2 separate regions of the Homo sapiens genome follow, and region 1 is linked to region 2. Evidence: chromatin contacts called from ENCODE Hi-C data. All regions are on one chromosome and are shown on one strand. The core of a region is the stretch at or near the end of the contact, and the rest is flanking DNA. Distances in the headings are between cores, read along the strand shown.

What was found. A loop is a pair of places that touch in the nucleus more often than their neighbours do. Pooled maps may share reads with other maps.
Region 1: a map of ascending aorta shows a loop between it and region 2 (5-fold over the local background). The contact joins the promoter of KRT86-AS2 here to the promoter of ACVR1B in region 2. A Hi-C loop is called at or near these places in 1 of 168 maps with a recorded cell type or tissue (ascending aorta) and 4 of 50 pooled maps.

Annotation. Positions count from the first base shown.
Region 1 is chr12:52,277,781-52,280,521 of GRCh38, forward strand. KRT86-AS2 (KRT86 antisense RNA 2) reads right to left here and starts at 1,376. Exons shown (of 2, transcript NR_199073.1): 1 at 1,161-1,376. The region is part of intron 2 of KRT86 (keratin 86); the gene reads left to right. RefSeq lists an enhancer at 2,297-2,741.
Region 2 is chr12:51,950,268-51,953,008 of GRCh38, forward strand. It overlaps ACVR1B (activin A receptor type 1B), which reads left to right and starts at 1,432. Exons shown (of 9, transcript NM_004302.5): 1 at 1,432-1,567. The coding sequence starts at 1,477. RefSeq lists an enhancer at 1,210-1,829 and silencers at 1,287-1,346, 1,377-1,426.

The DNA.
Region 1 (2,741 bases), core at 126-2,625, 330 kb after region 2:
GGGGCACAGGGCAGCACCACGCTCATCAGCCAGGGAAGGGTGGAGAGAGATGACCTAGGTATCCAGGAACTCGTTCCTCTAGAGCTAGGTTTCTCTCACCATCTTACAGCCCTTTGAACAAAAAGTTCTAGCTGATGTGTACTTTTGGCACCTGGGACGGGGTGACCCATAGTCATCCACCCCAGTATCAGAGACCAGGGGCCGGTTTGTCCATGGAGACAGCTGCAGGGACCAAGGCCTAGCCAGTGGGAATAAGGTCTCTGTGTGAAGTGCCTTCTTCTCAACTCTGCCCCTCTCCCCAGGCCTGGGGAAGGTGGGGTTACATGACCAGGTGGGGCTTGGCTTTCAACTCAGTAGACAACAGTAGGAGACAAGGGCTGTCACCAGGCTAGGGGAGGGAGGGGGAACTGATCACCCATGCCACAGGCATATTGCATTGATCACCTCCTTTAACACCTCACAAAACCCTGGCAGGGAGGTCCTATTATCCCCATTTTACAGATGAGGGGTAAGTTTCAGAGAGGTTAAGTGACAGCTTTAGGGACACACACTAGTCTTCAGATTATGGAGCTACCTGCTCTGGGGTCTCCTGTAGAGGTTTAAAATGTTCCCTCACGGTCTCACCTTCCAAGATCAAGTCAGGCCAAAGAAAGTGTAGTTTTTTTTTTTTTTTTTTTGGTCTTCTCTTTCCTCCAAAAAGTCATCAACAAAAGTGAGTTATATGAATTTAAGGCAGGAGTGATCAGAGAGCGCCAGGGAGCTTGCAGGGTGGAAGGACTGCTGTCTGGGAGGGTCAGGAGTGTGTGTCCTGGGGAATGCAGAATACCAAACCTAGTAGACAGATGGACTCACCTGCTTCCTTCTTTCCGCTGGCTTGGTCTGGGATTTGGGGCAAGGAGCATCAGTAAGTAAACAGTAGGCTGGCATGGTCGGATCTTATCTTATTATCTTATTCTCCTTATTCCCTCCTTCCCCGTCCACACCTTGGCGTGCCTCCTCTTGAGAAGGCAGAAGGGCTGTGTTTCTGTTCCTGTGTCTGTGACAGCTCCCTCTGTGCCTCTCCTTTTGTCGGGGGCTATTTCTTCTCTCGGGGGTGACTGCGTTTGCGTGTGTGGGGAAGGGGGTCCTGTGGTCTGTTCTCTGGGGAGAGGTCTGTTTACCTGTTCCTTTCGGGGAGTTTGTACATCTGTCTCCTGGTGGGGAGGAGGGTCTGTGTATCTGGAGGAGATGTCTGCAAGTCTGTCTTCTGGGGCTTGGGGTGGGGGGAGGAAGGGCTTTCCTCCCTCGGACAGTCGTCCTCCGTTCAGCCGGGCTCCGCCTGCCTGCTCCAGCCCCGAGCAGGCTCCGGCGCCCTGGAGACGAGCGCCCCTGGCGGCGGCTACGCGCTCTGCGGCTCTCCCGGCTGTGTCCGTGGGCTTTAGCTACACAGCTCCCGCAGATGTTGAACCCTTCCCGCCTCCCTCCGGAGAAGACAAGGAACCCTCAGCTTCTGCCCTAAAGACTTAGCCCTCTTGTGTCAGATGCCCCCTCCCATAGAGCTGACCCCACATCATCTTTCCTTTTTGCCTCCCACACCGGGACGTGAGGCGTTGGAGCACAGCTTACAGGACTATGACTGACCATCCCCAGTGCAGATGGCCTGGACGCTGGTGCCATTGGGTAGAGGTGGCCAGCTTACCTGGACCAAGAACCCTGCCCCTCTGAACTGTTCCCACCCCTTCTTTCCAGGGACTTCTCTGCAATAAAAAGTTGTGGAGTGGTCTGAGCTGCCAGGAGTTTAAACCCGGATTCTCCAGGCCATTCCCAGAGCACAGACAAACCTGGCTGCGGTGGAGGGGTCAGGGCGAGAACAGTACCAGGAAGCAACCTCCTCCCCTCCTGCTGTGAGGGTCTATGTGACTTAAGTATATGATGATTCGATATTATAGAACCAGAGTCTTTAGGATGGGGAGCCCGGAGTCCATGGGGAAAGCGAGAGAAAGGGTTCATTCATGCAGAAGAGTCTAGCCTGGGGCCCATAGCTTCTGGGCAGCAGAGCTGAGAATTCCATTCTCCATCCATCCATTCACTCTACACATACTTACTGAATGGCCTCATAGTGCTTGGTTCAGGGGACAGGATGGTGAGGAAGACACTCTAGGATTCCTGGAGATGAGGTTCTGGGTAGGGAGGTGGGCCATAGACGAGGAAACCGAGCAGAAACAGAAAAGGGTGAGATGGGGATTGGGCCAGTGCCTTCTATCACCCTGATGGGGCATTTGAAGACAGGTGGCCCTTGCAGATGGGGGCTGGAGAGAGATGAACACAATTGGGTGGCCCAAGCTTGGGTTCTGGTTTAACACACAATTGGGCCACCGAGTTGTGTTAATATGATCTGGTGGCGGGCAGAGGAACAACACACTATGGTGGAGGAAATTGTGGGCTGTGAAATCAGACGGAGGCTCCAGCTCTGTCTCTACTTCAGATCCAGGGTGTAAGTTGGTCCGAGTTTTTACAAGGCATTGGATTTTGGTGGTCGGAAGATAGAGTGGGGTGGCTAGATAAAGGCTGGATTTCTGGGTTCTTTCCCTGCCACACAGACCCAAGAGAAGCTTCTGTACAGTGAGCCCACATTCCTTTCTATTGCATGAAATTACATCATCAATGCAACAATAGTTTCTGCTTTCTATGTCCCTGGGTGGGGCTGAAGTGCGTCATTGGCCAGAGGCTTGGGCTTTACTTTTTAAGGCACTCTAGTGCCA
Region 2 (2,741 bases), core at 182-2,681:
ATTGTGTGTACACTGTGTCTGGCGAGTGTGTCTTCAGCTTTATTTTTTCCGGATATGACGATGGGAGTTCTTCAGGTTGGTGAAACTTAGAAGGTGAGAATTCCATTTAAGCAACTGTTCTCCCTATCTCTTGGCCATCCTTTCCACCCCTAGATCTCAGATGGTGAAGCTGTGCTTAGAGAGGTTCAAACCTTGCCCAAGTTTTCACAGCTAGTTAGTAGGAAGCAGAATTCAGATCCAGAATTCTCTGGCTGCAAAAATTCTGCCCTTTCCTTTATATCAAGTTCTTTCTCAAGCTAAAGAAACTGACCTCTTTTCAGAAAGATACGGAGTGATTTGTTTACTTTCTTAAGCATTTCTTCTAGATTTGAAAGTAACATTTATTTGAAAAATATTTAGAAATTATTGAAATGTTAAAAGTAAAAAAATTATGGCAATAACTACTGTTACTATTGGGTAAATATCCTTCCAGTCTTTTTTTCCTATAAACACATATTATCAGTACAATTTGAATAATACTGTAAACAGTGTTGCATTTTGCTTTTTTAATTTAACATTATCTTGTAAGCATTTTCTCATGTCAATAGTTTTTGTAAACAGGATTTTAAATTACTAAATAATGTTCCATCATATGGATGGGCCATAATTTAACATTTTCTATTATTGTCTACTTAGTTTCTACCTTTTTTACAATGATAAATATACAGTTAACATTTTTCATAAACATCTGTCCTCTTATTATTTCTTGAGGACAGGGGACAATACTGGGTAAATGGATATGAAGATTTTAAGGCATTTGATGCATAATGCCAATTGTTTACCAAAAGGGTTCTACCTACCAGCCCAATCAGAGTGCCTCACACGGCACCCTCACCCATACTGTCATCAATAAAGAGCTTTGCTATGTTCTGAAAAGGCGCGTGCCGCGATTCCATCACACAGGCTGCCGCGTCCAGAGGATGGCAGGGGGCGAGGCGAGGCAGGGAAACCAGTTAGGAGACCGCGGCGATGATCCCAGGGGACGCGCTGGGGGCTTGAGGCTAGGCGCAGGGATGGAGGAACTGGAACACGCACGGGATTCGTAGAATATTCGACGGGGGCGGGGGATCGACTCTGATAAGATAATTCTGCACTGCGTGGGGTGCAGGAGAGGGAGGAGACTGCACGTTCGGCTCCGGCCTCCTCCGCGCCGGGCTCGGCACCGATCCGCGAAGTTGGCCGAGGCGTGAGCCCCGCCCACCCCTTTAACAGGGACACTCCCCTTTAAGGCGGGCGCCCGCGCGCGCCCCGGCCCCGCCCTTCGGGGGCGCGCGCGGCGGCCGCGGCGCCGGCTCCGCCGGGAGCGCACGTGCAGGCGCCGGGCGGAGGAGAGGGAGGCGGGAGCCGGGCCGCGGGAGGAGGGGAGGCGCCGGGGGCGCGCGCGCGCGCGCTGGGCGCTGCTGGGCTGCGGCGGCGGCGGCGGCGGCGGTGGTTACTATGGCGGAGTCGGCCGGAGCCTCCTCCTTCTTCCCCCTTGTTGTCCTCCTGCTCGCCGGCAGCGGCGGGTCCGGGCCCCGGGGGGTCCAGGGTGAGTCCTGGGACGGGGGGCGGGGGCCGGGATGGAGAGGGCCCGGCAAGGGCGAGGCCTCGAGCCGCGGCCGCTGGACTACAGCGCGCCCCCTCCCCACGAGCACAATATGGCCGGGTGGGGGGCGCAGAGGAGTCGGGGTGACCCCCAGTCAGCTTCCCCGATCTCCGAGGCGCAGCCGCCCGGCGGCGACGGAGCTCACGCCGGGCCCCTGGGGACCCGAGCCCTGTTCCAGGCGGAACTGGATTCGGGCAGTTCTCAGGGGTCGCGCTCCCAGCGCCCTCGTGTTCCAGAGAGGGGAGTCTGAGCCTCCAGCTCCAAGATTTGGAGGTCCGTGGTTTCTGCCCTTCACCGTGTCCAGGGGCGGGGGGCTTTCTTCCCTCCCTCCAGGTGCTCCTGGGGGGCGTCTTTCTCCCGCCAAGACTGTGGGGTTCGGGCGGTGGGGTCTTAGCCTCTCCGAGGGAACCTGATGTTGAGAGTCCGCGCACCTCAGACTGTAGGGGAAGGGGTCTCTAACCTTTCCTTCAGGTCCTGCACTTGGCGTGTTTCTTCCCCTCCCTCCACTGCCTCCCTAATGTTCTGGGAAAGGGAGTCACATTTCCCCTTCACTCAATCCCTTGAGTTCAGTGGGGCAATCCCCCCTCCGCCCTCCGGCACTCATGCCCCGTGGAGGCTATTTGGAGGAAGTGGGACGAACAGGCCCCTAAACCTTTTTGGAGCCTGGCTTTGGAATCCCTAACCCTATGGAACCGAGTTCCCCAAGGGTTGATGTGAATCTAGGTGTATTTGCTTTCCTCCTCGCCTCCCCCACCCTACCCCGGGGGGCCCATTCAGTTAATCACTTTGTGGATGCCTTTCAGGTGAAATCCTGGAACCTGTCTCCAAACCCCCAAGATTATTTAAAGATCCCACCACTGGACTGTATTCCCGGCCCTTGGTCAGTACTTATTTACCTTCCTACACGATGCCTCTTCCCAGCCCGCCCACCCTCACACACCCCTTACCTCCCAATCCCCACAGTCTGCGGCTCGCCTTATACCACCCCCCCACTCTCCTCTCTGTAGAAGCGGGTACCTTTTTGCGGGACACTTCGCTGGCTGTGTTGTTTTTGAGGCTTTGGGGGCTGAGAAGAGCAGATGAAACCCTAAAATATTTCATTTAAGAGAGTCTTGGC